Linked DNA regions of Homo sapiens: regions 1, 2 and 3 are each linked to region 4. Evidence: chromatin loops called from intact Hi-C (ENCODE). Cell type or tissue: OCI-LY7. All regions are shown on one strand. Links, peaks and the distances in the headings refer to the core of each region. The heading gives the core; the rest is flanking DNA. Region 1 overlaps BLNK (B cell linker). Region 2 holds the start of ENTPD1-AS1 (ENTPD1 antisense RNA 1). Region 3 overlaps CC2D2B (coiled-coil and C2 domain containing 2B). Region 4 has its middle 11 kb from the start of DNTT.

Evidence for each region. Hi-C counts contacts between places; a loop is a spot of excess contacts. Peaks named below come from ENCODE experiments on the same cell type or tissue, not always from the same donor. Only the 100,000 strongest peaks of a DNase experiment are listed, where the experiment ranks them.
Region 1: it touches region 4 in a loop (13-fold over the local background); 93 of 110 quality-filtered maps call a loop at or near these places.
Region 2: it touches region 4 in a loop (10-fold over the local background); 2 of 110 quality-filtered maps call a loop at or near these places.
Region 3: a loop joins it to region 4, with 12 times the contacts of the local background. A loop is called at or near these places in 77 of 110 quality-filtered maps.

The regions. Positions count from the first base shown.
Region 1 is chr10:96,225,916-96,233,968 of GRCh38, forward strand. BLNK (B cell linker) reads right to left here. Exons shown (of 17, transcript NM_013314.4): 4 at 4,879-4,919; 5 at 1,495-1,651. It overlaps LOC124902487 (a long non-coding RNA gene), which reads right to left. Exons shown (of 3, transcript XR_007062255.1): 2 at 6,470-8,053; 3 at 5,819-6,366. Among named protein-coding and RNA genes, the nearest start is that of BLNK, 42 kb to the right of the region's middle. RefSeq lists an enhancer at 4,001-4,060. In OCI-LY7, for the core only: CTCF peaks have their summits at 3,816 (motif pointing right) and 4,035; a DNase peak (open chromatin) is centred at 3,826; H3K27ac peaks cover 2,723 bases.
Region 2 is chr10:96,085,457-96,093,509 of GRCh38, forward strand. ENTPD1-AS1 (ENTPD1 antisense RNA 1) reads right to left here and starts at 4,779. Exons shown (of 6, transcript NR_038444.1): 1 at 4,526-4,779; 2 at 3,810-3,851. RefSeq lists enhancers at 4,499-4,868, 4,879-4,928. In OCI-LY7, for the core only: CTCF peaks have their summits at 4,198 and 4,411; DNase peaks (open chromatin) are centred at 4,385 and 4,795; H3K4me3 peaks cover 1,844 bases; H3K27ac peaks cover 1,636 bases.
Region 3 is chr10:96,013,199-96,021,251 of GRCh38, forward strand. It overlaps CC2D2B (coiled-coil and C2 domain containing 2B), which reads left to right. Exons shown (of 35, transcript NM_001349008.3): 29 at 590-679; 30 at 3,003-3,116; 31 at 6,005-6,139; 32 at 6,504-6,626. All of the region lies in intron 2 of ENTPD1-AS1 (ENTPD1 antisense RNA 1), which reads right to left. Among named protein-coding and RNA genes, the nearest start is that of CCNJ, 26 kb to the right of the region's middle. In OCI-LY7, for the core only: CTCF peaks have their summits at 4,180 (motif pointing right) and 4,384; a DNase peak (open chromatin) is centred at 4,223.
Region 4 is chr10:96,289,477-96,297,529 of GRCh38, forward strand. No RefSeq gene overlaps it. Among named protein-coding and RNA genes, the nearest start is that of DNTT, 11 kb to the right of the region's middle. In OCI-LY7, for the core only: a CTCF peak has its summit at 3,978; DNase peaks (open chromatin) are centred at 1,428, 3,695, 4,005 and 4,285; H3K4me3 peaks cover 2,832 bases; H3K27ac peaks cover 5,000 bases.

The DNA.
Region 1 (8,053 bases), core at 1,152-6,151, 63 kb before region 4:
ATTACAGGTGTGAGCCACCGCGCTTGGCCAAGAGTGTGTTCTTGAGTGAGCCACTTAACCACCCTGAATTGCAGTAGCCCTTTCCTCCCCAGGGTTGCTGTGATGATTGAAAAAGATCATTCACCAAGTATGGTGGGTGGTGCACAGAGCCGAGTTGTGATGAGCTGGGCTTCGGAAGCTGAGAGCCCTGGCTTGTATCCCAGCTCCATCACTTAGAGGATCTTGGCCCAGTCAGTTCACTCCTCTGACCTCTTTCAGGATTATCGAGGAGGTTAAGTAGACCCCCAGGGGAAAGCACTAAACTGTAAATTAGAAGATCTCTGGGAGTATGTGCATCTTGAGTGCAGCTGAATGCTCAGTGCTTAGCATAGTTCTGGTGCATGGCAGGTGCTCAAAAGATCAACTGTGGCAACCCAGTAAGCCCAGCTGGCCTTCACTTTACTTTCATTCAGTGAAGCAAGGAGCAGTGCCTGGTACACTGTAAGGAGGGGGTTAATGGCAGTGAGATATTACATGTAGAGCCGGTCCATACAAATGCTGGCATCGCCATGACCATCACAGACATACTTGCTCTCTGAACCTTTGGGGAACTTAGTCACCTGCCAAGACTGGAACAAAGATGGGCATTAAAATGCATACTTGGGGCCAGGCGCAGTGGCTTATGCCTGTAATCCCAGCACTTTGGGAGGCCGAGGCGGTTGTATCACTTGAGGTCAGGAGTTTGAGACCAGCCTGGCCAACATGAGGAAATCCTGTCTCTACTAAAAATACAAAAGTTAGCCAGGCGTGGTGGTGGGTGCCTGTGGACCCAGCTACTCGGGAGGCTGAGGCAGGAGGCTGGACCCAGGAGGCAGAGGTTGCAGTGAAGCGAGTTCATGCCACTGCACTCCAGCCTGGGTGACAGAGTGAGACTCTGTCGCAAAAAAACAAAACAAAACAAAAAAAAAAACAGACCCAAGCTGTGTCCATTTAACCCATGAGGCTTATTCCAGGCTTGGGGCTCCTGAGCACCTGTATCCCCTGGTAAAACCGCATAGTCTGGACTAGGCATGGGAGGAAGGTGAGGCAGACACTGGGATCCTCGAAGGTCATTGTTTTGTACAGACTTCTTAAGAGAAATCCCAGAACCTTGAGCACACGAAGCCCTAAAAGTGGGACTAATCTCAGGGTTGCTTTCCCTTGGAGTGTTGGGAGGGAGCACAACCATCAGGGTATGCTGGGTTTGTTGTTTGTTTGTTTGTTTGTTTGTTTGTTTATGCCTGCTTTCAATGTTCCCAATCTAGGAAAGACGCCTCTTCCCCTGGAATGGGAAAGCCCTACAGCTTGGGATCCTTTACCTCGGAGCCCAGATCCCCTGCTTGGAGGTGGCGGGAGCGGGCGGCTGGCAGAGGCCCTCAAGCAGCAGCCAGGTTTGTCCCCACCCCGCAATCTTGGACACCCCCACCTCCCCATGGGCCTGGAAGGCCGAGTGCCCAGGTCTGCGGGGGACCTCACCTATATACTCGCCTCTGGCGAAGGGCAGGGCTGGGTGAACCGGCCTGGTTTCCTGCTCTACTGGAGGCGGCTCGTAGCTGTCATCAGCGTTCTCCTCGGCGGGCATCACGTACATCTCTGAGTCCGAGTGCTCATCTGGATTTTCATAGTCGCTGTCCTGCAAGTGCAGATGCAGACACTGTGCTCAGCATCCCCGTCTGTGCTGCCTGGCCGTCAGGACCATTCCTGCCTTGGGAGGCCAGAGCAGTGACAGGAGACAAGGCTTGGAGAGGTTGACTTCAAAAGGCTAGGCAGCCGATAAGAGGCAAAGCTGGGGTTTGAAGCAGGCCTTTCTGCCTCCAAAGTTTATCGTCTCCACCACTGCACTGTCCTTGGGGGACACAGGAACTACTTAACGCTAATGGGAGCTGACACTCTGTAGATCCACAACAAATAACAAGAGGAGATAATAAAACATATTTTTAAAAGATAGGAAAATGGCCCAATAAAATAGAATAACCAATGGGTTTTATCTATTATGAATGCTGATCACTGAAGAGAAAATAGGTTTAATACGAAGAGGGTGAGGAGACACACAGGGCCAGCTAGATATCTTTCAGATGAGATTTTTTAAAAATTTCAAGCAGAATTGGTAAGCTGCAGGGTCAAGGCTTCAAATGGACTCAGGGTTTGCTCTCTTTTTTTTCTTTTTTTTTTTTTCCTGTTTTTGAGATGGAGTCTCACTCTGTTGCCCAGACTGGAGTGCAGTGGCGCAATCTCAGCTCACTGCAGCCTCTGCCTCCTGGGTTCCAGCGATTCTCCTGCCCTAGTCTCCCAAGTAGCTGGGATTACAGGCATGCACCACCGTGCCTGGCTAATTTTTTTTTGAAACCGAGTCTTGCTTTGTCGCCCAGGCTAGAGTGCAGTGGCAGGATCTCAGCTCACTGCAACCTCTACTTCCTGGGTTCAAGTTATTCTCCTGTCTCAGTCTCTGGAGTAGCTGGGATTACAAATTGCACCACCACGCCCAGCTAATTTTTGTATTTTTAGTAAAGCTGGGGTTTCACCATGTTGGCCAGGCTGGTCTCAAACTCCTGACCTCAGGTGATCTGCCAGCCTCGGCCTCCCAAAGCGCTGAGATTACAGGCATGAGCCACTGCGCCTGGCCTGTTTTTTTAAAATCCACATTTCATTTAAGTCCACACTGAAAATACATTGTCACGGTCTGAAGTCCAAATGGCTTAGAAGGATATAAAGTGCAGTCTCCTTCTCAGCCTCTCTGCTTCTCACCGCAGAGGCAGAAAGAGTCACTAGGTTTCTTGTGCATGTTTTTCAGAGGTAGTTTATGTATATACCGTTTGTACATATATTCATGTGGAGGAAATATTTGACTCAGGACATAAGAGGTCCTCTGGCCTCTGTGTCCACCGCCCTCACACTCTGCCTATCACATTGCATGATCTGTACATGACTTTCCACTTGCTCTTTGGCCTGTCGCCTTTCATAAGCAATTTTATATAGCAGGATTTTTTTTCCTGTTGGTCTTTAAAAAAAAAGAATTGTAGGGGTACATAGTAGGTATATATATATATGGGGTATATGAGATATTTTGAAACAGGCATACAACGTGTAGTAATAACATCTGGGTAAATGGGGTATCCATCACTCAAGCATTCATTTTTTGTGTGTGTTATAAACATTCCAATTATATTCTTTTAGTTATTTTTAAATGCACAATAAATTATTGTTGACTGTAGTTACCCTGTTGTCAAACACTAGGTCTTATTCATCCTAACTATATTTTTGCACCCATTAACTGTCCCTGTTTCCCTCCCCCCACCTGCTGCCCCCTCGACCACCCTTCCCAGCCTCTGGTAAACATCATTCTACTGTCCGTCTTTATGAGTTCAAGTGTTTTAATTTTTAGCTCCTACAAATGAATGAGAACATATAGCAGGATTTTTGTTTAAAATCAAGAAATTCTGGAGGCTTTATTAACAAGCCTGGATTTCATTCTGCGTGCAGTGGGGATCCATCTACTGAAGTCAAAAGAGCTGTGAGTGAATGCTTACTCAGTCTTTAGTACAGCTGGTATCTTCATTTTGGTTGTCTGATTTTGGGGCAAGTAATTCCTTCCTCTCCAGGCTGATTTTATTTTGTGCTTTCTAAGTTCCCTTGTGTGCTCTTTTTCATCCAGCCAGCTTGCTCAGTTTTCTTCTCTTACCTCTGCATGTGGACCAAGCAATTTCTTTGCTTTACATGTGGCTGTGTGTGTGTGTGTGTGTGTGTGTGTGTGTGTTCGTGTGTGCACGCGCGTGCGCAGCCAGCAGGGGGCGCAGCTGCAGTGCATCTCAGGGAGCTGCGGCTGCTGGGCCCCAGGAGGAGCTCCATGACCAAGAGATGGGCAGAAAAGTCACCCCTTCCCCTCATTTTTCTTTTCTTTTTCTGCAGTTGAAGAAGGAGGAACTCCTGTCTTCTGAGACTCTGTATAAACTCCAGGTAGTGTGCACAGCCCAGGGCTGGGCACAGGACTGGAGGTCTGAGTCCTGGGTTCTCATTCCACTGAACTGGGTGATTTTCATTCTCTTGGCCTCAGTTTTCTTATCTGTGAAATGGGTATGTGGTTGTATGGAAGGCTTCTTGGATCCCTTCCAGATCTAAAACTCACAGGTTGGAGCAGGCTAACATTCTGGATGAATTTGATATAAGTGAGGAATAATTATTGTGAAGAAAAGTTTTTAGGATGTCAGGCCTTGCACATTTCAGAGCTACCTCAAAGAGATAATTCTGATACAACATCCCCAGTGTCATCATGGCCAGGTCCCTCTCTCTGTGGCTCCGGAGCTCTGCTAATGTTCTCTTGATCACAGCAAGCACCTTGGTGGCAAAGAGCCTGGTCCTGAGATCTGAGGGCCTGGGTCTGAATTGTGGAACTGCAAGTGACTGAAACTTTCTAGACCTTGGTCCTGGAGGCCCCCTGATGTGCCAGACACTTATTCTTTAGTTGTTGGTTCGTTTAGGGCTCCTGGGCAGGGGTCAGGCAGTGATGGGCACTGGGGAGTTTAGGGCAGAGGCATTTGCTAACTGATATGGAAACATTTAAACATTTTTACACCTGTTTTGGATGTGCTGGTGAGTACTCTGAACACCAGCACTGAAGTTGGGCATAAGAACACCTACCTCAAAGGTTTAAATGAGGTTATGTGTGGAAAGCTCTTAGCCAGGCGCACACTGAGTGCCAGTCAAGTCAGCTGGTATGCAGTATGCCTTGCCTGTAGGTGACCTTTCCAAGTCTTCCCTCTTGGGACGTGCGGCTGACCACCAGCATGTAATTCAGAAATAAGATCTTCAAAAGGCCTCCCATGGGACCCTGATGCCCTCCTGGTCCCAGGAGCAAATACTTACAAAGTCATCGGACCACTGCTCCTCTTCGTCAGCAGGGCTCTCTGCAACAGCAGGGGAGAAGCAGAAGGCACAAGTGTGAGCCTCAGCTGGCCAGCCCCAGCCCATCCACACACATTTCGCACCTGCCTTCCCTTCCCTTTGGGCTTTCTGGTGCCATATACTTGACCTTGGGTTAGTTACTACAATCATATGTTCACTTGCTTTTGACTTTTTAAAAAATATTAATTCTCAAAGCATAGAGAGAAGTCCCACTGGGCAGAGCAATGTGCGTCTGATCCATGTGTGGGCTTTGTTAAGGGACATTTCTGGGTCCCCCAGTAGAGACCTACAATTCATACTATGTGGCTTCTAAGGACTTCAGAGGATGGCGTAGTAGGAACAGCACAGGACAGGGAATCAGACAGACCTAAGTTCTTATCCAGGCTCTGTTCCGAATGCGTTGGAGTGTGGGCAAGACCTCTAACATCTCTGAGCCTCGGTTTCCAGATCTATACAATGAGGGGATCATTTCTGTGATCATCTCTGGCTCTAACTTTGACTTTTCTTGTTAAAAAAAAATTATCCAATGTCTTAGTATGTGCCAGGCAATATTATCAGAGCTTTGCCGTCTTTTAGCCCTCTCAAAGACGCTGTGAGGGGCTGGGCGTTGGGGCTTATGCCTGTAATCCCAGCACTGTAGTCCCAGCACTTTGAGAGGCCAAGGCAGGAGGGTTGCTTGAGCCCAGGAGTTCAAGACCAGTCTGGACAACATGGCAAGGCCCCATCTCTACAAAAAATAAAATAATTAGCTGGGTGTGGTGGTCCATATCTGTAGTTCCAGCTACTTAGCAGGCTGAGATGGGAGGATTGCTTGAGCCCAGGGGGTCGAGGCTGCAGTGAGCTGTGATTGTGCCATTGCACTCTAGCTGGGATGACAGAGTAAGACCCTGTCTCAAAAAAAAAAAAAAAAAAAAAAATCACCTAAACCTTGTGAGGAAACTGAGGCCTAGAGCAGATAAGTCACATGCCCAAGGTCAGATAGTGTAATAAATGGCAGAGCCAGGAGTTGAACCCTACAGGTTGCCTTCCACGGGCATGCGCTGAGCCCCCACATGGTGCTGCCTCGCTCCAGGGGCAGGAGGTGCCGTCCTGGGCTCTGCATGGGCATAGAAAAATGGATATGACAGGTTGTGGCCCTTAAGTAGTTTATGAGCTTGTAGAATAAAATAAGTCTGAATTATGACAGCCCAGGCGAATATTTGACCCCTTTCCCTCCAAAACACATTTAGAGTATGAGAAACTTAGCATCTAGCCTATCACATAAACTGACCTTAGAGGTTAAATGGGATTCACTCTGCTGTGTAGGAATCAAGCAGACACAGGCCCATGTGGCAGAGTGGCTCCATGACAGCACCACAGAGGGTCCCAGCTCCCTCCTGCCCCGCTGAGCAGCCACTGCCACAGAGGATCCAGTGGATGTTCCTAAATTTCCCAGAACCTCAACAGAACCTTTTCTAGTTTTATTTTTATGTTTTTGCTATTCCCCGCTGAGTAGCCACTGCCACAGAGGACCCAGTGGATGTTCCTAAATTTCCCAGAACCTCAACAGAACATTTTCTAGTTTTATTTTTATGTTTTTGCTATTTCTACCCCTGCCACAGCAGACCACCGGACTCCAGAGAGTCAAACATTTGGGGTCTCCAGAGGCACCAGCAAGGAATTGCAGAGGTGAAATGGGGTCAGGAAGGATACTGTGGGATCGGAGTGGCCACATTTTAAGCAATGGCGGCAGCAGCACCCTCTTTTGGGAAAAACATGATAGGTGCTAAGAAAGAGCCTCACTCTACAAGCCAAACATGGGTCACACTTTGACGTGAACAGAAAAGAATTCTTACATTATTCTTTGGGTTGACTAATGCTGAATTAGAGTGTACTGCAATCACTGGGGTTGGCCAAGAAACTCTAGAAGATTGGGTGAATAAATCCTCTTCCCAATATGATTACCTGGCACAATGGGGGAGTATGTTTCTTTTTCTTTTCTAGTCTTTTTTTTTTTTTTTGAGACAGAGTCTCACTGTGTTGCCCAGGTGGGAGTGCAGTGGCACAATCATGGCTTACTGCAGCCTCAACCTCCTTGGTGCAAGCGATCCTGCTACCTCAGCCTCCTGAGTAACTGGCACGTGCCACCATGCCCAGCTAACTTTTGTATTTTTTGTAGAGATGGGGTTTTGCCATGTTGCCCAGGCTGGTCTTGAACTCCTGGGTTCAAATGACTCACCTGCCTCTGCCTTCAAAAGTGCTGGGATTACAGGCATAAGCCACTGCATCTGGTCAATGTGTTTCTAATACCTTAAGTCTGGGGATCACTGAAGATCAACACTTAAGATGGCAAGAGTTTTTGTAACAACCATTTAAATAGAAACCCTTATAAAATGCCTTTATGAAACCCACTTCCCTGCCTGGATAACTGCATTTGCTCCACCCTTTCTCAGTGAGTGGGGGCCTATTTTATGATCAGTCACTGGTGAAAGTAGTGCATTAGCCATCTAACTAGTGTCCCTGTCTCCATTATCTTTCTTCTCCAATCCATCCATCCTACCGTTTGTAGTTATTTTATTAAAATAAAGTTTGGATTATGCTGTTCCTTTCCTTAAGAGTCATCAGTGACTCCCTATGGAATCAAGTAGAGGTTCTGTGGCAACACATTCCAATGCCTCTGCCTTCTGTCCCACCACCGACTTCTTGCGGCAGGCTCCCACGCTCACTAACAGTAACACCAGACAGCTTCCTCCTCCCGTTGTGCACTTTGCTGATTCTCTGCTCTGCTCGTGCCGTTCCTGCAGCCCATCTTCTTTCTTCCATGGAAATCCCTATCACTCCTCCTCCACAAAGTCTACCACAGTCTCTTGTCATAATCAATCACTTCTTTTTCTGGGCCCTCTTGGAAGCTGGTGGCACCGTGATGTCACATGTACTTCGTTCTGTCCTGTGCTGTGATTAAGTTGTTCATGTCTCTCTGTACTGAAAATAAGGCCTATCTAATTTATCTTTGCATCTGGACAGAATTTTGCATTTGTAATTAATGTATTAATAAATGTGTGAACTAATAAATGACTCAAACAAAGGAACATTAGGATAGCAACAATAGATTCCATTTACTGAACACTTCCTATGTGCTGGGTGCCAGGCTAAGTGT
Region 2 (8,053 bases), core at 1,528-6,527, 200 kb before region 4:
GGAAAACAGAAAGATGGAGAAAAACGGTGTGGAAATAATAAAAACTTTAAAGGAAAACAATTTTCAGGGTAGTACAAAACAATCCTTAGGTACTTAAAAAATTATTGAAAGAACATATTTGCTCCAAATTTAATGATATCACTTCTCCTTCAGTTCTTTAAACTTGAAATCTTTGATTAATAAGCATAAACTTCTGTGAAAACATCATAAAATGAATTACTTTTTTGGACTCATAAAATAATTTATTATAGGCCCTTGGCCTTATTCTCCTTTGGGTTTGGAGAACTCAGTAAAGTATACATTACAAAGTTTGTGCAAGGAAGTAAGTACTAACAGAAGTGAATACTATTCCCTCCTCATTACTGCACAGGCATAACTAAAGAATAAAAACTTTGTGTTTTCTGTAAAAAAGGACTCTGAGAAAAGGAAATTGATAGTGAAAATTCCAAGATGTTCATGGTCAATGTTCACTCAGTAATGAAGTGCTATCAAGTGGTACAGAGTTTTATTTTAGTGGCAGGAATTTTTGTAATTATGTAAATGATTTTACTCCTATATTTGGTCTTTAAAAATTGAATATACAGGCATATACCCTTTACAGAATTATGTAAGTAAAATTATAGCCATAATCACATTTAACAATTGAAACGATTTTTAACATCTGGATTATGAATATAAAATAATTTCTTGTATCTCATGTTTAGTTAAAACACTGTGTTATTTGAGGGTAACATTTTTTTTGTTAATTTTCCCAAATCCCTTCCTGATGATACCTCACACACTGGCTTTTCTGGCCACAGCACAAAACTCAGCTGATTATCTACAGAGAACAGTCTACAACTCTATAATTATTCCTGTGCCACCTTCCTGGTTCTAACCGAAAGTACAGACTATTAGACATCCATAATTACGGTTGGAATAATTTCTCCTGTTAACATTATTCTTACACTTGCCCACCCAAAAACTTGGAACACTTTTCTGCCCACTGACATAATTTCAATTATGACATAATTTCAATTGTAGTTTATTTTTATTGTTCATAACTCAGAAATATTCAATATTATTTGTATACTAGGAAAGATAGTATGCCTAATCACCTCCAGAATACTCACAAAAATTAAATAAGCTATCAAATCACATTTTTAAAACTTTTTTTACAATCAAGATTTCTAAAAATTAAATAATGTTCCTATACTTTGGCCACTTTAAAAATAAATCAGATTCTTTGTTGGAAAGTCTATAAGCCAGCATTTCAATTTTTACTATAACTCTTCGAGGAACAAAATATACCCCATACTTGATGACAATCAGCAATAATCAGCAGAAGAAAAGATATTTGGAAAGAAAGACAGTTTACAACAGTGAACTTCTGAATGCAAAAAATTTCAGTGCAAAATAGTTTTACACTATTAATACTATTGCAGTCATGTGCTACATAATGACATTTCACTGACGGTCCCATAAAGTTATAATATTTTTACTGTACCTTTTCTATGTCTAGACATGTTTACATATGCAAATACCATTGTGTTACAACCACCTATGGTATCCAGTACAGTAACATGCTATACAGGTTTGTAACCTAGGAGCAATACGCCATACCATACAGATATGTAGTAGCCCATACCATGTAGATTTATGTAAGTACACGCACAATAACAAAATCACCCAACACATTTCTCAGAATGTATCCCTGTCATTAAGCGATGCATGACTGTGTATTTTATGTCTAATTCAAGTCAAACACAATTTTTTAATATTGTATTTGTAATATGAAATGAAGACGTGGCAGGGCACAGTGGCTGATGCCTGTAATCCTAGAACTTTGGAAGCTGAGGCAGGCAGATGGCTTGAGCCCAGAAGTTCAAGACCAGCCTGGGAAATATGGTAAGACCCTGTCTCTACAAAAAAATTCAAAAATTAACTGGTGCGGTGGTGTGTGCCTGTAGTCCTAGCTACTTGGGAGGCTGAGGCGGGAGGATCACTTGAGCCTTGGAGGCAGAGGTTGCAGTGAGCCAAGATAGCGTCACTGCACTCCAGCATGAGCAACAGAGTGAGATTGTCTCAAACAAAGAAAAAAGAAATGAAGACTTGTTTACTTCATTGAGTAAATGATTACTGAACACTCACTATGTGCCAGGCATGTTCTCAATATGGGGGATTCACAGGTGATAAAGACAAACATAGTTTCTACTTTTCCATTATCATGAAGCCCAAATTTTTTAAAAATTTATTTTGCAGATGTCATCAAACGAAGTCTATGTGTTATCTTGAATCATTTACATTCAAAAATACTTAATCCTGCAATAAAATGTTAAAAAGTCACAGATGTTACAGAGTCAGGGTTGAAAAAGAGCTCATTAGTTCCAAGATGCACATTATTTTACATTTTGACATCTCTGAAATCAGTCACATCTTACAATGTAATCAGACTAGACGGCAATGGAGATGGAGTTGGCACTGCCGTGCATCAAAACTTCAAAACTCAGAATGAGCACTAGGGGCTTGGAAGAAAATCCCAGGTTTGATGGTAAAGGCACCATTTTAAGGAATTTTTTTTTTTTTTTTTGTGGTAGAGATGGGATATCGCTATGCTGACTGACCAGGCTGGTCTCAAACTCCTGGCCTCAAGCAATCCTCCCATCTGGGCCTCCCAAAGTGGTGGGATTACAGGCGTGAAGCACCACACCCAGCCTTAAGGATTTCTGATGATTCAAGATTCAATAAAACATAATAGTTCAAAGTTTTCATTTATTATAGGTGAGGAAAATGAAATTCAGAGTGGTCACACAACTTGCCCTAGTTTACAAAGCTGGACAGGTAGAATAGAGTCCAGGTCTGTTTTCTACAGTCATTCACTCTTCTACCAGTGTTCAGTTATATGGAGGAAAAGGGTGTCATACAAAACAAGTAGGTAAGAAGATGGCTCTAAGTTACAAAGACGGATTTGTAACTTAATCCGTCCTTGCCTCAGTTTCTCCATCTATTAAAACAGGGATTTAACAAACCTAACTCACAGTACTGCTGTAAGCATTAAATAAAATATGTCTAGCAATTATCACAAAGATTGGCATATGGTAAATACTCCATAAATGTCAACTACTTGAGATCAAACTTTACATTTATTATACACTAAGTCAAGCCCACATATAGTTGTCTAAAGCGCTTGAAAACTAAATAAACTGGTCAAGTGTTTGAAGTGATAAATACAATGAAAATTTCCACCTTAACAATGTTTTGTCCAGGTACTATGCCAAGAACCCAATAGACCTACCTGCAAGAAACCATACAAAAAGCAAGATTCCAGGCTGGCATGACGATCAAATTATGTACTTCAATGCGTGTGAATGCATTTATAAGCACAGTCTCAATACATAAATAAGGAACAAAATATTTAAAATGTATAAACAGATCATTTCTCTTTGCTTTCTTTAAAATACTATATCAGAATCACCTGAGGAACTTGATAACAATTTTTTTAAAAACTATTATAACTACGTATATTAAGCCTTGTTAAAACCACAAGTTTTAGAGGTTTAAGCCTTACTAGGTCAGCTCTTCTGATTTTGAGAGTTTAAGTGAAAATTTAAATTATAACACAGTATGTGGAGTAAACCTGCTTCAAATATTAGTTTCTACATTATTGTTTCTATAAAAATAGTAATCTTCTGTATTTTAATATCAACTCATCACATATTAAATATTTCAGTCAAATCAAAATTTCATTTGAAATCTTCAATCTAAAAAATACACAGTTAAGCGCTTAAAAAGTAATTTTAACCACTAGGAAATGTTAATGATTAACTCACATTTGTTTCTGTTTCACTCCATGACAAAGTCTATAGGACACCCTGCAGAGAGGAAAACTCACATTAATATACCCATAATTTTACTTTCAGAAGCTTCTGGTAATCAAAGACTTATTATGAGGTGTCTTCATGTTACCACTGCGCAGTAGCAAACTTAAAATATTCTAAAGATTAATCTATTTTCTCATTTTTTTAATGCTTTTGTTAAAATCTCAACAAGTACTAACATGTTATCTAAATTTAAACCTTAAAACAATAACACGACCCAATATGTGAACTCTGCCTATTAATTCTAAAACTTTTAATAATAGTTTGCTTATGTTTGAGACTTAAAACAATAACATACTGCACTACACCCATCTTAGATATTTTCTAGGATCAAAGTCTATCTGGAGCAGGGCAAGCTGTGGTTGAGGGTGGTTGGGTCAGCAGGTAAGAGCCTTATGACCAGCTCTAAACGCCTCCACGGTGAGGAGCACCTCGAGCTAACAGACCAAGCACCAAAGGGTGGAACAGCTCAAGGTTGCATTTAGGAGACTCCAGCCTCGGCCGCCCGTGACTCCTCGACGAGCCCCACCTCTCTCGGTTCCAGCATCCGGCCCGCCCCTTCCTCCCAGGCTACCACAGTATCGCCCGCCGAGCTCCCGGGCTGCGGGAAATGACGGAAACAAAAACTTGGTACACAAAGAAGGGCTAGGTCAGAAGTGAGGTCCCACCCTGGCAAGAAGGGCGACTTTTCTAGAAAAACTTAGCGGCAAGTTAACGGGAAGCGCGGCGACACAGTTCCTACGATTGTGGGGGGCACTCTGCCGCCAGGCAGTCTCATCCTTTGTCCTTTGAGAGGCCTCCTTGAAGCCGAAGGCTCTTAAGTGTCCCTGGGCAACCCTTGACTCGATCTCCATTACGGGCCCTCACTGACAGCAGCCATGACAGTTGCTTCCGGATATATTGAATCGCCGCGGCCAGAGTCTCCCGGAAGTGACGCAACGCGGAGGGATCCGCGTTCGGCAGTGGGAGACCGAAGCGAAGTGGTTCCCGGAAGCGGCTGCAGCTGGGCTGCTGGTGGCGGGGCGGGGGTAGAGTGGGGAGAGAGGTTGTGGGTCTTACAACCAACCAACCCCAACACGTTTTACGTGTTAGGCAGGCATTGTGCTGAACACCTCATTGGCAAGCCATTTAATCCCTTCCTTACAATCCCAGCAGTCAGAAATGTATCACTTACATTTTATATATGGGGAAACTAAGGTTAAGAGAGGGCAAGTAAATTTGTCCGAGATCGTATAGCTGGTACTTGGTGAACGTGGTCTAACCCAGACACCGCGTTCTCCCTGGTGACTCCATTTTGTAAAACCAGAGCTGTTGGCGCATGGCATCCTCGTAAGCCCCTTTAAGTTAGGCACTCTGTTGCCCAGAGAGGGGCCAACTTGTAGCCAGTATGCTCTTTATGGTGAACACAAGGCCCACGTGTGTGCCTGGGTCCCCTTGGCTGAACCTCGGATTTCAATTGGTTTCTGACACCTTGCCTTTGCAGCATTCTCCGTCTGCAGCGCTGGTTACCTGAGGAAACTGTCAATGATTGCTAGGCTCTGGGGAACATTTTAGCTCCGTTTAGGCCCTTTTAAATCCAGGACTAAGACAGTTGGAGGCCTCTCACCATCACCAGATACTCTAGCTGGCCTTAACAGAGGGCCAAGGACCATAATCTTGGACTTTCCACCAGACCAAGTGTTTGTTTGGCTTCTGTTTCTTTAGAATATGACTGAAAACCAATCTGTAGTTTGTTTAGTCTTCTTTCTGCATTGACCAGTACTCACATAATAAAGTGGGACTAGCCACTAAGGCTATGTTTTTGTAAAAACAAATTATGCCTAGAAAAACACAAGAAATACATCAAAATTAACAGTGATAGTGTTTGAATAGAGAGTGATTTTATTTTTTTCTCTCTGCTTTCTCTTTTGCATATCTGCTATAAAACCCTTTTAAAATAGAAAAATAAGCAAACTGGCTATGGTAAAAACATTTTTAATTGCCTGCTGTTATAATGACGGCAAAGGCATGTTGTCACATTTTGATAAATGACCGTCCTTGATACAAATCACGTAGAGAAATCCTGTTTGACTAGAAAAGCATTGGATTTTTGTGAGTCAGTGTATTCTCAAAATTTTCGATATTTTGTTTTGGTTCTATAATCCTCACAGGAAAAGTAAAAAAGCAAATTGATGTTTTTCACACACTTTCGTATGAGAGTATGCTACCACCAAAAGTCTTCCCTAAAACAAAGTTGCAGGGGTCAAGTCATGTGGGGCGTTTGGATACTTGAAATGGTGGAGAACAAATATAAAAAGCTATTTTTATTCTGGCTGCTTTGGGGTACAGTTTTAAGCAATTTATTTCAGACTGCCAAAGAAAGCTTCATTCTTTATTCACATACTCTACTTCCCACTATTGCTTATTAGTGACTTCTAAAGCAGTGACAAAACAAGTAAAAGAAGATAGAAAGGAAAAATGAGAAGGGATCACGGGAAGAAGAAAATGTGGAGGAACAAAGACAGATGGTGATATTGGGGTTACTTTGGAACTCCAGGGTAGCATGTAACAGCCTTCTTATCCAAGTCCTGGCACAGGCCTGGTTGCCTACTAAAAGGTAAATTAGCATCTATGATGTTCCTGCTCACATACTCAGCACCCACAGTGATAAGTCTTACTAAAAATTCATCTTGATGCGCATTCAAATTAGACATATATTTTAACAAAAATGGAGGGGTTGAACAACAAGAAATGTAAAGTAAAATCCCATCATTTTTCCTGTTTTTTTATCTTACCATGTCATTCATTCATCCTGTGGTTAGTAGTATAACTATAAACTGGAAGTTTTGCCTGCAGCATTATAAAGCAACAACTATGAAACGCCAAAGTGAGGTGCTGACAAGATGCATGTTTTCCAAAGAAATGTCTTTACATTAGTCTGGCTCTGATGAGAAGTTGTTATGATGGGATTAAATGTGCAACAATTTTATTAGAGGAAACACCTGTGAGAGAGAATGGGCGGGAGCCAAGCAAGACTGGGAGAGGCTGCAAGTCTGAAATTGAGTAAAGCAGAGAGAGAGGGAAGGGTGGTGGAAGTTTCCTGGACTGCCAAACAGTCTAAGCAAGATTTAGAAAGGCTATTGGAAATCCTCAAGCCAAAATCACCTGTCAGAGGAGTCCTTCTTTCAGGAGCCAGCCTGCCTTATTATCTGTGCTGCTCTCAGTCACCGGCTGGAGCAGCCCATGGGTGAAAATGTGGCCAGGGAATTCAGAGTGCAGCAAGCATCTAGAGCCCTTGATCAGTTTTGCTCCCTGTATTGGCAGCCACAGTCCAAGAACTGGTTTTGCCGCTATTGGAACCTTTCACCAGTTTCATGGGTTAAAAGAAGATGTTGAAAGAGATGAGTTTATGAGGAGAAGTTTTGGGGAGAGCCATTGTTATATGCTTCCCCAGTCACCTTCAAGTCTAGTGAAGGGGGCTTCAATAGCAATACTCAGAGAACTTGACATGCATTTCCTGGGTTTTGAGAGGTACAGTAGTATCGTGACTCACATCTGGGAAATCCCAGGGGTAGGAGAGATGGGCCAGTGAGAATTTTGGCATAGGAGTGAAGGAAAGTTGCTATGTTGGGATCTGTAGTCACTGCCGTAGTTTGTCAAGGCAAATGATGCCTGAGTGTTTCTCGTGCAGCAGATGTGGGCCACGTGAAAAAAAGAGAAAGTTGGCCTGAGACCTTTTTGACTCTTGTGTATGGAGAGAATCTGTATGGTATGGATTGTTAGAGAAGCCATAGCTGTAGATGGAGCAATAGCTGGAGGAACAGAATGTATTGCCTATCTAGAGTGACCAACTTGTCCAGTGCCCTTGGACTTTCCCTGCTTTAGTACCAAAAGTCCCAAGTCCCAGGAATCCATGTTTGATCATTCTGTGTGTCATAGGAGTTGCAGCATCCAACGAACCTAAAAATCACCCGTGAGAGTGAGCCAAGTTTAAGTTTCAAGCAGGTCTAGAGTGTAAAACCAGCTTATGACCATGCCGGGATTAAAGTAGATTTTAGCAGAGGACAATTTGAAAATGACGCTGAAACAAAAATTTCTACACACTCTTTTTTTGGAGTGTGTATTAGTCTGTTGACACAGCCAAAATACCATAGACTGAGTGGCTTACACACAGAGATTTATTTTCTCACTGTCCTGGAAGCTCAAAGTTCAAAACC
Region 3 (8,053 bases), core at 2,021-7,020, 280 kb before region 4:
CCCCTTTCTCCTTTCCTAGATTAGTCTGAGTCTTTGTCTCCAGCACTATAGGGGAAAAATCCATAGTATAACTTCTATTGTTTGACAAAGCACATTGTACTACCCTAATATCTCCCTGCTGCAGCAGCTTATAATAAAGTTATATTCACAAAAATAATTGTGATAGATTTTGAACCAAAAAAAAAAAAACCTTTGCTATTCTTCAATATCTTAAAATTTTTTAACAGTTGTACTTTAAAGTACATGTTTAATGTGGAAACATATTATTGTAATATTTAAAATTTTAGTAATAAATTAAATAATTACTAAATAAATAAATATAAATAAAATATAATGGTTACATGCACCCTGTGCAGTCAGCCCAACTTGGGCTCAGTTTCCCAGAGACTTCACATATTGTATTAGCCATGGAACCCAGGGCAAGTTATTTTATTACTCCAAGCTTATTTCCTCTTCTGTAATACTAGAATAATAATAGTGTCTACTTTTATAGGCTTAGATTATATGCTAAATGAGAGAGTGCATGTAAAGCATTGTGCTAAGTGATGGACATACAGCACACACTCAATAAATGTGAATATTATTCTAGGACCTCATTGCTCGATTTGTATCTTTGATTCCTTTTGTGCCTAATACACCAGATGAAAATGATGGCTCTGATATATGGATGACATCAGAGGTAATAAATTACATTTTATATATATAATTGAAATATATAGTATTTCTTTTAAGGAAACCTTTTAAAAATATTATGTATTTATGTATTACTTTGCCTTGTGAAATTTAAAAGTATTTGATAATTTTATACATCATCTTCAGTTCCATAACAATCTATGGAAATAATTCATGAATACCAAAAATCTTTTCAACATTCTAAGTGGTAGCTCATGAATATTTTGACTCAACGGGAATTCCAGGAGTATAATATTATGCCATTCTCCAGAGAGCAGTGTGACTTGTCACTATGGAGTTGGTCAGACCCTGAAGTCTTGTGCAAGCACTGTCACTTCCCAAAAGCTTTCCCCCATCACCCCCATCTGAGTGAAGAGCTCGTAGAACAGTGCTCTTCCTTAGCACTTAGATTAAAGTCCTCTTTAGTCTGATTGCCAAATAAAATACAGGCCCCATGCAATATTCAGGACAAACTTTTAGTAATAAATTATTTGTTGTTTATCTGAAATTCAAATCTAACTGGGCATCCTATAACTTCTTTTCAAGTCTGGCAACCCTAAGTAGAGTATTTAGAGTATTTCTTCCATTTCAGCTTAAATCATGTTTGTGTCATAAACCATGAGTGTATGACTGATTCAGTTTTACAAGAAAAGAATTATTTTCTCTCACCTAACACACAGTCTTTGGAGTAAAACAAACAAACAACCTTGGTTCAAAATCCTAGTTCAAAGACTTAGTAGATGTGCGACCTAAGATAAGTTAACTTCTTTGGACCTCAATTTCCTTATCTATGTCATACAGGAGTTTTAAAAAGACTAAATGTAGTAACATGCAAAGCATCTGGACCTCAGGAAAACTTAGTTCCCTACTGTCATCCTCTCCCTACTCCTCTTATAAAATCCAGAACCTCCTTGACCTGACAATGAAGACTATTGTTATTCTGCCCTTAGCTCACCTGTTCACACTGTTCTTTCAGAAGGGCCTCCTTAACTATCCTCCCTAACCCCCATCCTTCACCATCAGGTTCAGCCAATGCACACTGATAGGGCCATATCAGTTGTTAAAACATTGCAATGCTTCCATAATGATTGGTAAATAGTCATTGCCATGAGCTCTATAGCTCCCCACCCCTTATCCCCACCTCCCTGGCCCCCACAGCCCCTTCTCAGGGACTGTATTGAACTGGAGAGTGCATGCCACATCATTTTTTTTTTAAATGGAGTCTCGCTCTGTCGCCAGGCTGGAGTGCAGTGGCACGATCTCGACTCACTGCAACCTCTAACTCCCTAGTTCAAGCAATTCTCCTGCCTCAGCCTCCTGAGTAGCTGGAATTACAGGCACGCACCACCAGGCCCAGCTAATTTTTTTTTTTTTTTTTTTTGTATTTTAGCAGAGATGGGGTTTCACCATGTTGGCCAGGATGGTCTCAATCTCCTGACCTCGTGATCTGGCCGCCTCAGCCTCCCAAAGTGCTGGGATTACAAGCATGAGCCACCGCGCCTGGCCATACACCTCATTTAAATGGTGTAGCCACTAGTCAGCAACAGATTGTTGCCATCTGAGCATTTGGACCCAAGTCTTTGCTAGAGTTTGTTTTTGTTTTTTTTTTCAACAAAATCCAGAAATCCAGAGTTTTCTAAGAAAATGTTCTCTCTTTTTTTGACATTCTGGGAGCCAAACAAAACACACCTGTAGACTAGAACTAAGTCATAGACCACCAGTTGGCTACTTCTGCTATACTTTTTCTCCCCTGCTATATTGCTGTGCTTTACTGGGCACTCTCTATTTGATCTGTTACACCCTGCTCAGCTGTTCAGCTCTTTGAGTTGAAGACGTTTCAGTCACTTTTCCTGATTAACATCCAACTCAGATTTCTTCCTTTCTTTGAGTTGACAGTACTATATTGGTACAGGACAGAATGTAGCTCCACAGCCCAAAGGATCACTTCCTACAAACACTATATGATTCCCTATCAGATAAGGTTCCTCGAAATACCAGTCCATATGTCCCTGCTTGCCCAGGGCACTTTAATATTTGTCCTAAACAAAAACATCCCATTTTGGGTATAAATTGTCTGGTCACTCTATACAATATCTACATTAAGTGTTCTATAATAAAGGTGGCCCCAATGCTCCAAGTCAATGTTCTCTTCCTCTAATGCCCTAGCAAAGCTGGAGCTGTCTGCTCTGCTGTCAACTTAGCAACTTGGTAAAAATAAATGTGTTTGGAACTGGAGTGAGTACAGGTGCTCCGCATCAGTTGGATGCTTGCGTTACTCAACTTTCCCGCACTTTTCTTTTTTTGTTCCTATTGCTTTTGTTTTGTCTTAGCACTGCATCAGTTTAGCTATCGGAAATAAGGAGGAGCATGCCATCCTTCTCTGTAATTTCTTTCTGTATTTTGGAAAGAAGGCACTGGTCCTCTTGGGAACGTCAGTGTTAGAAGTAAGTGCTGGAGTTCATATTGAAATAATGTAAGCAAAAGGAAATCAGATTTCAGCTGCAAGTTTAGAAGACTTCAAACCCAGGTTTCCATCTCTTCACAAACTAATTTGGAATTTCATGGGCAAGCAATGATTAGTTAAGAGGATAATGTTGGTTCATCAAAATTTTTACAATGTAAAGACTGATTTCCTTTTGCTTTTCTCCCCTGTAAAAGAGTACTAAAAATAGTGCTACATCATAGGGTTACTGGGAATATTAAATTACTTAGTACATATTAAGTGACTGAGAGCAGCACCTGGACTCAATAAAGGTGGTGGTGATGGTGGTGGTAATGTAGTAATAGTTATAGTGTAGTTGTGGCAGCTGTTATCCATCGTTACCACCATGATCATCATATGGTTTTTGTTTTTATTTTTGTTTTTTGAGATGGAGTTTCGCTCTTGCTGCCCAGGCTGGAGGGCAATAGCGTGATCTCGCCTCACTACAACCTCTGCCTCCCGCGTTCTAGTGATTTTTCTGCCTCAACCTCCCGAGTAGCTGGGATTACAGGCACCCACCACGCCCGGCTAATTTTTTGTATTTTTAGTAGAGATGGGGTTTCATCATGTTGGCCAGGCTGGTCTTGACTCCTGACCTCAGGTGATCCACCCGCCTTGGTCTCCCAAAGTGCTGGGATTACAGGCATGAGCCACTGTGCCCAGCCCATCATATGTTTCTAATAAGTGTATTTTAAGATCTGTAAAAAAAACACTTCTCCTCATGCTCCATTGCTGAGGTTTTAATCTTATAAGAAGTGAGCCAGGAATTAATGTTTCCCTATCTGAAATGTTTACAGCTTAATTTATATGCTTCTTCTACATTTGTACCACCAGAAAGCTATCATTTCTGAACTGTTTCTAGCCCTACCATGAGTATCTTGCTAAGTGTCAGTATTTACAGTCTTGCCTTATGGTTTTTGTCATGATGATTTATTTCCCTGTATCCTCTCGGCATTGTTTATTATTTCATTGCCAAGCTTGTTAACTATTAATAGAAGTTCATTCCCTCTATATGATCTCCTGCCGTAGTTGTAAGTGCCACTAGATGGCAGTAAACAGTCAACAATATTTTGGCAACTATTAGCGTTAGTACCTGTGGACCAACACTGCAGGAGGTAGCCCTGCACAGTTTCACCTCAGCCATGGGGTTAAGGTAAAGCCTCCTCTTTACTATAAAGATGATGAGCACAGTGACCAAGAGCAAGGGCTGTGAAGTCGAGGAGAGCAGGCTGCACAGCGTAGTTTTAATAATATGGGTTTGGGGGACAGTCAGACACAGGTTTAAAATGCAGCAATTGCTGAGCATGGTGGCTCATGCCTATGATCCCAGCACTTTGGGAGGCTGAGGAGGGAGGATTGCTTGAGCTCAGGAGTTCAAGATCAGCCTGGATAACACAGGGAGACCCCACCTCTATAAATAAATAAATAAATAAATAAATAAGCCAGGCATACTGACACATACCTGTGGTCCCACATACTTAGACTGAGGAGGGAAGATCGCTTGAGCCTGGGAGGTCGAGGCTGCAGTGAGCTATAATGGCACCACTGCACTCCAACCTGGGCAACAGAGCAAGACCCTGTCACACACACAGACAAAAAACCCAGCAATGCCACTAACTGTATGATCTCAGCCTTGTTTACTTCTCTGAGCCTCAGTTACCTCCTCATGAGACAGGAGTAATGCCACTCACAGGCTCTTTTGACAAGGCTCTTAACCTCTGATTCTTTATATGAAAGATGGGCATAATAACCCTTCCTCCCAGAATTTGGAGTGAATGAAAGTGACAAAGTTAGTGTTAATTCTTAGCATAATATCTGATGCACATAAATACTCAATAAATTAAATAGTCTCATTATTATTATTACCTAAAAATTTTTATTCTTTGGTAGGATAGGCTTACACTACAAAAAGTCTTATCTTTCAGAGCAAAATAATAACAACATAATAACTACTTTTTATTCCTCAGACTGGTTTCCTGCATACTTCCCTTTAGCTTCTAATTGCAAATCTTGTTCCCAAATTTAATTTAATGGCTTTTTAACTTTACTTGGTTTTGTCAGAGCCTTAAGCCAGTTTCCATTTCCTATCTCTGCCTGGTGTTCACCCTCAGTCTCCAAATATATTCTAACCAAAGCAGGGATAGTCCATATAGCATCTTGTATGAATTAGACAAAAGTGCCCTACCTCAAAACACTGCAGTACTATCTGTTGGGAAACCCTTGTAATGCACTGATTTGTTAAAACAGCAGCTGTGTTGCCATCGGGGCACACTCTGCAGGACCATACATGACAGCACTGGCTCACAAGTTGTTTCATCTGAATCCTCATGCTAACCTGGGGCTGAGGATTTCTGGAGCTTTGGTTTGTTTTTTCTTTTTCTTTCTTTTTTTTTTTTTTATTTCAAAGAAAATGTAAAAGCCCTCAAAAAGGCTTTTATTTATTTTTGTTGTTTGTTTGTTATTGAGACAGGATCTCACTCTGTCACCCAAGCTATAGGGCAGTGGCATTATCACAGCTTATTGCAGTCTCAACTCCTCAGGCTCAAGCGATCCTCCCACCTTAGCCTCCCAAGTAGCTGGGACTACAGGTGTGTGTGCCGCTGTGCCCAGCAAATTAAAAAAAAAATTTTTTGTGATAGATACAGGGTTTCCTTATGTTGCCCAGGCTGGTCTCAAACTCCTGGGCTCAAGTGATCCTCCCACCTCAGCCTCCCAAAGAGCCGGGATTACAGGTATAAGCCACCACACTCCACTAAAAAAGGCTTTAAAAATTAGAATCATCACAGTATAATTTCCATATATAGAAATTATTTAAATCCACCAAAAATTACTTTCTTTTTTCTCATACAGGGGCATGTGGCTTATGTAGTAACTCAAGAAACTAATGAATATTTGCTTTGGAATCCATCAACTGGCCAATGTTATAAGCAGTTTGACCCGTTTTGTCCCTTAAAAAGTGTAGATTGTTTGTTTGATGATAGAAATGTAAGTATATGGGGAAAAAAAATCTTGAGTTATCTCCTCTAGAGTCACCCTGGCTACACACTAGAATCACCTGGGGAACTTTAAATATAGATAGTCTATCAGATTCCCTAGGGCATGGGGCCGGGGCAATCTTTTATCACTAAAGCTCCTCCAGGTGATTGTGTAGTGCCTTCAAGGATGAGAACCGTTGAGGTAGTCTAATGATCATGAAACCCTAGAATCTCTTTATCTCCTGCCTCAGAACCCCGCTGGGATTCTGCCACTTCATTGAGTAGTAAGACTGTAAAATTTTGCTCCTTCCTTACCAACAATGGGCCTTGTGTTCCTATGGACCTACACTAATGTTATATTAATGTTTTCATAGGTCTGGTTTAATATTCAACAAAATAATACACCAATGGCTGTATTTTTTGACTATTCAAAGGAAAGTTTCTGGAAGCAGTTGCTTCCAAAAAACGTTCAAGGAACAAAAATACAAAGCATACAGGTAAATCATATTTTCCCAGGGGTGTCTGTATGAGAGTTACCATTGCTTCTAATCTTTACTAATTGTGACAGCTCTTATTATGTTTTATAGTTGGTTGGTTACTGAAATATTTGGCAATATTAATTTAAAAACTAGTTTTCTCTGCCATCCAGCTCACAGGCTCTTTCCCCTACTTGCAGAAAAAATAAATTGAGAAGAAAGTGACATCTTAAATGCAAATTTAGATGCTAAAATAGAATTTAAAATTTTTTCACCATAAAACATAACATATAATGTTCAAGATGTGTAGTAAGTTCTAACTCTGACCTAGCCCTCCTGCGCCATATCTATGGTAAGGATCAAGTAGAAAAATTGACAAAAAGCTTTCTGGACTCCCAACCATGATAGTTGTCTCACGGAATAGAAACAGGACAGAAACACTAGCAGTGAGTAGGCTGGAGCAGGGATGGCAGCAAGATCTGAAAATGCTTCATGAAAGCCAGAGAACCAGAGCAAGCATCACTTTTTAAAGACAGGGACTGTGGTGGGGCTACTTTACTTCCCTGTTTTTGAAAGGAGATGGGAAGGAAAGCTATAGACTCACTGTCTGGGGCTCAGGGTACAGGAGACCAAGAAGTAACTCAATCACTACATGGGTTGGCTAATGGATCTGTGATGTACTCAGTATTACTTTGGGAAGGCACTAGAAATACCATGTCAACAGCTGTTTCTGGATTGAGGGCCAAGCTGTGCAGGGTGTCAGCAATTGCACAGTCCACAAATGAGGAGACAGGAGCCCAGAGGGAGGGAGGGAGAGAGAGAGAAAGGATAAGAGAGAGCAAAAGAACAATAGAAAAATTAGGCAAAAGACAATTCATAGAAGCAGTAACTTACATGCTAAACCTCACTCATAATCAAGTAAATACAATTTAAAACAATAAAACAATTGCTGGACATGGTGGCTTATGCCTGTAATCCCAACACTTGGGGCGGTCAAGCCATGAGGATCACTTGAGGCCAGGAGTTCGAGACCAGCCTGGGCAGCAGAGCAAGACCCTGTCTCTAAAAATAAAAACAAAAGAACTACCCGGGCATGGTGATGATGCGCAAGTGTAGTCCCAGCTACTCAGGACGCTTAGGTGAGAGGACTGTTTGAGCCCAGGAGGTTGAGGTTACAGTGAGCTATGATCGCACCACTGCACTCCAGCCTAGGAGCCTACTGCAAGACCTTTTCTCTAAGATAAATAAACAACTAAAACAATAAAATTATTTCACATGCATAAAATTGGCAAAAAAAAATGTGTGATCATACTGAGTGTTGTCAAAGAGGCAGAGAAGTGGTGGAAGCACACATTTCTGTAAATGCTTTGGAAAACAATATGTTGATAATACCTGGTAAAGGTGAAGATGCTCAACCTTTGATGTGCCAATTCAAACTTCTCAGTATA
Region 4 (8,053 bases), core at 1,031-6,030:
CATTGACAGAGAGAAAATATTGTTGTAATTCGTTACAGCACCAGGACCAACTGATGAGTGGGATGTTTTGGGTAACTTGTTTCCAAATTTTTAAAACTTAATAAGCATACGCAAAATGTGCTCGACAGAAAAGGAATTTTAGAGCCACCTTTCCCTCAGGGCTGGGAGCATTTGTAATACTGCGTGTGGAGGGCTCCAGCGCAGGGAACCATGATTGACAGCAGCCACCATGTGATGGATGGATGACCAGATTGATGTATTGATAAGGCCAGGCTTGCAGAAGAGAACTCTGAAGAGCAGGTTTTTCTGGTTCCAACAAATTAAATCACAGTCACATTTTTCTTCAATTAGTGACCCATATCTGTTTTCACTTTCTCCCAATCCTTCTGCTGGTCCCATGGATGCCCCCTCCCCCTTAAGCCCCCACTCATTGTCCCCACCCCTTGTCACCTGGACATTTTTCCTTCCCCTGTGATAATGGAGTCATCATCCCATGTCCTTTCTTGCAAACTTGACAGGGTATTAGAGGCATCTTCTTCCTCCTAGGCTTCTGTTGCCTTTGAAGTGAGGTAGAGCATTTGTCTATGGGATGGGGAAGAGTGAGTGTCCAGATTCCAGTTGCACCTCTCGATTGCAGACAATTTCTACTGCATCTCCCAAGGGCAAACACAAGTCACCATCATGAATTTACACTTTGTTCTCAATTGCCCACTCCAACCTCCTATCTAGAGTCACATAAGCATGAGAAATGAATGTTGTCTCATTCAATCTTTATAATCCCTTGGGCACAGATGAGAAAAAGGCTTTGGAGAGGTTAAATAACTATTAATAAGAAGAGGGATTGTGATTCGATCACTGCATTAACTGACTCTCACCATTCTTCTGTACTGTCCACAAAACTTTGCTATAAATTATAAAACAAAAGTTTAACTAGATAATCATTATATATACAAGATTCTAAATAAGCTAATTCACTCTCCCTATGGTTTCCTATTTTCTACCTCCTTCCAGATCATTCTTCCAGGTGCGGCCTCAGCTCCCTCTCCCTCGAAACCCAGTGGATGATTCTAACTTCCCGGTCACCTCTTCCTTTCCTACCAACCCCCCACTGCCACTCAGAAGCTGTCAGAAAACACATTTAAGCAAACTAAAAATAGCAAACCCAGAATACTCCCCAGCAAGGAGAAAGAAGCTAATCATCTTCAAAGAAGCTGAAAGGATTTCAAGAATGGTGAAACATTCACAAATATAGAATTGTGTTGTATAAGTTAACTGGCAATGCTGTACCACCTTGTAAAAATTCAGATAACAGCTCATGTGCCTGTAGTCCTGTACAGTTTATAAAGCACCAATGCACTTTAACTGCACAGCATATTATGGCATAGATGCCATTATTAGGTCCATTTTTACAGAGGCGAAAGCTGAGGCACACAGCAGTTGCATGACTTCCCCACAATTAGTCAATATGAGAAGTGAAGTCAGGTTTTCTAACTTAAGAGCCTGTGTTGTTTCCACTCTCCCACACAGCTATTTGTTGAATTAAATTTTCAGATCAATGCACTTTTATTTCTTCTTTTTCCAAATAACAACAGATACAATTCAGAAAGAGCTAAGAGCCTCATCTAACATTCTGCAGCTTAGACCTCCTCCTGCTGCCAAATTTAGAAGTCATGGACCTTCGTGTATTCTTTCAAAAGTTAACTAGGTTTTAAATAAGTGGAGAAAATATGGATTATTTAATAAAAGAATCTAGGACAAGTAGGAAGCTACTTGGGGGAAGAGAAACTTGGATCCAATACCTCACTTGTTACACAAAAATAAATTCCAGTGGATTAAAGATTTAAATGTGAAAATAAATCCCTAAAAAACCTAGAAGAGAACATCATTCCCATCCCTCACCATCCCACTCCACCCCATCCCACCCGCTGCTGCTTAGGGTTTAGAATCTCTGAGTGGGAAAGGGCTAAGTATGACACAAACAGAGAAGCCATAAAGAATAAGATTGATATATTTGACTACATTTAAAAGATCTGCATGTTTAAAAGTCACCACCATTAACCAAGTCAGAAGTCAGAAAACAAATCGGGGGAAGTATTTGAAACCTATACTCAGGAAGAAGACTAATTTTGTCATATATAAGCAAATCACACAAATAAATAAGGAAACACACACACCCAATAAAACATAAGCAAAAGATAGAAAGGATGGTTTATAGAAATACTCGTAGCCCTTAAATAGATGAAAAGATGCACAACCTCACTCATATTGAAGAAAAAGCAAATGAAAACTCCACTGGGATAGCTTCTTCTACATTTCATATTTGCAAGCAACCCAAAGTTTGAGAGTACACCATGTGTGATGAGCGTGAGACAACGGGCCCATCACCTCTCCGGTGTGTAATCTGAGTGTAAACTGGTACATTGTCAATGGAGAGCAATTTGCAGATTGGCAATAGCTATACAAATTTAAATGCACATATAGAGGATTTAAGCAAATTATCTGTCATCAAAATGCCATCAAGTGTAAATGATAGAACTTGGATTTGACTCCAAACCCCATGCTATTGGCACAGTCCAGAGCTGGAAGACTACACAACCAGAGCAGCCTCTATCTACACATTAAACAGCTATTTAATATGTACCTATGAATGCAAGTAACATTTTCCATTTTTAATATTTAAATTTTCCTATAGATTTAGGGGGTGTAAGTGTTGTTTTGTTACATGGATATAATAGTTATAAAAAGTCCAGGCTTTTAGTGTAGCCATTACCTGAATAGTATATATTGTACTCATTCAGTAATTTTATAATATCTCCCCCTCTGTCCCACACCCTTCCAAGTATCCAATGTCTATTATTCCACTCTTTAGGTCCATGTGTACACAAGATTTAGCTCCCACTTGTAAGTGAGAACATGCAGTATCTGACTTTCTGTGTCTGAGTTATTCACTTAAGATAGTGGCTTCCAGTTCCATCCATGTTGCTGCAAGAGACATAATTTCATTCTTTTTTTCGTGGCTGAGTAGTACTCCATTGTATATTTCATATATATCACATTTTCTTTAACCAATCATCCATTGATGAACACTTAGGTTGATTTCATATCTTTCCTGTTGTGAATAGTTCTGCAACAAACATACCATTGTAACACATTCAATTTTTAAAAACAGACTTATTTTTTAGAGCAGTTTTAGGTTCACAGCAAAATTGAGCAGAAGGTAAAGAGATATCTCACACACCTTGTGCCCTTACAAATGCATAGCCTCCCCCATTCCCAGCGTCCCCCACCAGAGTGGTACATTTGTTAGAATCGGTGAGCCTACGCTGATACATCATTGCCACCCAAATTCTGTAGTTTACACAGGAGGGTTCGCTTTTGGGTTTGGGTAAACGTATAATGACCATTATAAGTGTCATACAGAGTAGCTTCACTGCCCTAAACATCCCCTGTGCTCTGCCTAGGCATCCCTCAACTTCTTTAATTTTCATGATAAAATTGGAAGAAAAGTGTTTATTATGTATGTTTTATGTATGAAGAGACTGCAGCTCAGAGAGGTTAAGTTTATTGCCCACAGCCACATAGCTGCTAAGTGGCAAAACCAGGCTCAAAGCCAGGGCTAGCTTTTCTTTCTACAGAACTGCTGCCTCCAACACCTGCCTCTGCCCTGAGCATGTTGCCCTCTAGAATCCGAAAAGCTCTGTAGGTGGAGGGACTTGTGTTACAAGATGCTGGTCCTCAAGATTTGTTGGTCAAATGAATGAATGGTGTAATTCTGATGTTTGCCTTTGCAGATAAAGAGAATGCTGCCTTTTTTCTGCACAAAGAAAAACAATTACAAAGCAGAAAACAAAGCAGTGAAGGCTAAAAGGAATATTAAAATTTTCTGAAATAAAGTTAGTTATTCACAGTAAAATACTCCAGACTTTCTCCAACAGGGCCTTTGCTTTATAACCCAGAGGACTTTTAGGATAGAAAATACTGACACCAAATGGTGACAAGTAGAACTCCCATGTCTGGGACAATAGAAACATCTGAAATGAACTCTGCTCTGTCTGGCCGGCTCACTGAATGACTGCACTAGTTCCCAGAAAAATTGTCTTGTCAACAGCGCTCAACAAGTTTCATTTTGCCGCATTTCCCACACTTGTATGTCAGGATTTGCTCCCAAGAAGCCGGTATTCCTTCTCTGCCACCAGAATCCCAGAACACGCCAGGTGCAGCCCACTGTTGGCTGCACTCTTAAGTCCTAGTTTTCTCTGCCTTGGTCTACAGTGCGTGAATGTGCATATCCACATATGCACATGCAAATGGATGTATGCATGTGTATATTCATAAACTCATGTTTCAGGGTCCAAAATCCCTCACCTTTCCTTATGTATACAGAGAAAATGTGAGCTTTGTTATTTTGTCTATAGAAGAGCTGATTTACTTTCTTCTTGCTGGGATGTGGGAAAAGAACTAAAGCTTAGTTCCATCTTGCCATTTCAGTCCAATCCAATAGTTTTAACTGTCCCATCAGATAATTCAGTTTTCTCTGCTTTGATAACTTCAGGAAATGTAATATCTTTCAAAGTTCTGTCCCTTCCCTTCAAGGTGGTATCCGGGTACATGGGAGACGCATGTGGCTATTTGTCTTTGTGGCATTGTAGAACACTGTCTCATGGGTTGGCTGGTGAAGTGGAGCTGGTACTCAACAGGGAGGAAATACCTTCCAATGCCCTGCTTTCTGCCATCTGGCAAGGGCTTGGTGGTGCAAGTTTGAGTTGTCCAGACTATAAAGGAAAATGCCTCACCAATTAAAAGTAGTTGTTTAATTTAACAAACCCAAATATCAATAGAGAGTAGGGAAGGAGTCTATGCCTCTCTATCTTTTTAGCTTTACATGAAGGAGGACAACTGGAGTTATCCATCTCAGCCGTGCTCAACAAATATTCTAAACCAGTGGTTTTTCAAGGTCGGTGGCACAGGAGGATAACTATGGAGTTTGTAAAAAACATGAATACTCACCCCCACCCCCACCCTTTGGGATTCAGATTCTATTAGTGTGCAATGGAGCCTGTTCACTGATATTTTAAAAACTCAGGTAGTTTATTGTGTAGCCAGGGTTGTGAACCAAAGTTCTACACAGAGAACAAATATTTATGTAACAATGTATTCATGTAACAGGCAAACTGGGTTTTTGTTTGTTTGTTTTTGCTTTGTATCCATTGCTCTGGGCTGAATGTTTGTTTCATCCACAAATTCACATGTTTTTGCCTTAATCCCCCATTTGAGATTAGGTGTATTTGGAGTTATACCTTTGGGAGTAATTAGGACATGAGTGTGGAGCCCTCCTGAACGGGATTAGTGCCCTTAAAGGAGGAAACACGAGAGAGATGATCTCGTTCCCCACCATGTGAGGATACAGCAAGAAGGTGGCCATCTGCAAACCAGAGCTAGTGCCCTCACCAGGAAACTTTTCAGCTGGCACCTTGATGTTGGATTTCCCAGACTCTAGAATGGAGAGAAATAAACTTCTCTGGTAATTTTGTTACAGCATCCTGAAGTGACTAAGACACCCTGGTGATCTGGGAGACTCCAATGTGTGGAATTTACCTAGTTTTCCTCTAAGAGCTGCCAGCCTCCTCTTGGATTTTCCTGGCACTCTTCCCCTTCTCTCCCTGTGCCCTCCTCCTAAGTTATCTAAGGCAAACCTCTTCCTCCAGTAGAAGTTCTTTCTGTTGGACACTCTTCTGCCCTTTCTAATAGAGCTGAGATTTACTAGTAGTACATAGGTTTACTTCCGCTGAGAATAAGTAATCTGCTCTCTCAGAAGCTTTGGAAAGGAGCTAGGCCCTTTTTCACCAAGTTAAAACATTTCAGTTAAATATAATCACACCATTTAGCACCTAATTATAAACTATTACCTCCACAATTTAAAAATATTGAATATGAGATTTTGTTATTTTTAAAAAGTAAACAATTACTCACAGAGCTTTATAAAAAAAGATTACTATGTTGAAAGTGAGTCCCTACTTCCCCCTACCCCCATCAAATTATTCTCTCTGAGAAACACACGTTTAAAATAAATCTCAAATTCGTTGCATTGAGAGCTGAGTTTGGTACCAAATTCACGATGTGACATTGTTTCTGCTGGGCCGTTGAACCCCTTTTTCCTCCCAGGTGGTGATGAAAGACTTTCACTTCCTGGCAAAGAATAAGAGAGGGTTTTGGCTGCATCCCCAGCAAAACCAGCTTTAGATAAATGGTTTGGCACAAACACTTGTGGGCCTGAGCTCTCCCCTTCTATGCATTAGGGGTGTGTCACTGACAGAATTCTCACTGGTCTCTCTGGATGGAAGAGGAATGGTGTTCACAGCCTATACTTTGGGCTGTCATCTATGTACAAAGACATGTGCTAAGCCCTCTAAGACATACAAAGAAGGTTACACTCTAAATGGGAAGACGAGCCATACTTGTCTACATAAAGGAAGGTGGTCAGGGGCAGAAGGTAATTGAAACAGGGTAAGTATCAACAATGTGTTATTAAGGTGAGTTCCCAGGAAGCCAGCCCTGAGATGGGAATTTGTGTGCAGAAGTCTATTGGGGATGCCCTTGGGATCATCATCTATGGGAGCATGAAGGAGGAGATTGGGCAGAGAAAGAGTTGAACCACTATTTGATTGTAGTACAGATCTCAGCCAATCTAATAGGATGCTCTAGAGTTAGGCTGGCCCTTCAGAGTTGTCACCCCTTGAAATGAGATGACCTGACCTTTGTAACCTTCCCCCGATCATTGACCAATAAGTGGAGGGGTCTGTCCTTAGGCAAGTGTCTCTCTTTGTCAGTGAGCCATCAGCTCTGCCATTGTCAGTAGCAAAAGGAATGGTGACTCCATCCTGAAGGGGTCTCTGGGCAGCTCACCACAGCATCCACTACAGAGGGAGATCTGTGACCTTGAAGATAAATGTGTTTTTGGTTGTTGCTGTTTTGCTTTTTTTTCTTTGAGATGGAGTCTTGCTCTGTTGCTCAGGCTGGAGTACAGCAGTGTGATCTCGGCTCAGTGCAAGGTCTGCCTCCCAGGTTCAAGTGATTCTCCTGCCTCAGCCTCCTGAGTAGCTGAGATTACAGGTGTGTGCCACTATGCTCAGCTAATTTTTGTATTTTTAGTAGAGACAGGGTTTCACCATGTAGGTCAGGCTGGTCTCAAACTCCTGACCTCAGTTGATCCTCCTGCCTCGGCCTCCCAAAGTGCTGGGATTACAGGTGTGAGCCACTGTGCCTGGGCCAAGGATAAATGTTTATAGCACGAGGGAAAAAGGTACATTAGTAAGGCACTGGGAGTAACTGGGGAATCTGAAGCGTATTGTTATGATCAGTCTCTACTTGCTATTCATTTCACTCTGATAAGACCATCTCAATCCCCTAGTGTTATAAACACTACAAATACTACTATAGCATAAAATGTCCTCCATAAGATCCAGTAAAGAATAGCTGAAATATTTAGCTGACTCTTTTCAAACCATAAAGGTCAAACACATTTCAAGTTTAGTTTAATTCTATTTTACAGTTTTGGTTTTATAACCCAAAACTATTGTTTTCCAATTCACTGTCTAAATAATTGTGAGATTCTGTCTGTCTCTCTCTTTATTTATTTATTTATGAAATCAGATCTGGCTCTGTTGCCCAGGCTGGAGTGCAATGGCACAGTCATGGCTCATTATAGCCTCAACCTTCTGGGTTCAAGCAATCCTCCTGCTTCAGCCTTCTGAGTAGCTGCGAAGACAGGCGTGCACCACCACACTCAACTAATTTTTTTACTTTTATTTTTGTAGAGATGGAGTCCTGTTTTGTTGCCCAGGCTGGTCTCAAACTCCTGGTCTCAAATGATCCTCCTACCTCAGCCTCTCAAAATGCTGGGATTATAGGCATGAGCCTGGCCTCAATTTTTTTTTAAGGTAGTCTTTTTTTTTTCCAGTAGTTTTTGGGGAACAAGTGGTGTTTGGTTACATGGATAAGTTGTTTAGGTGTGATTTCTGAGACTTTGATGTACCCATCCTCTCTCCTTTTACAA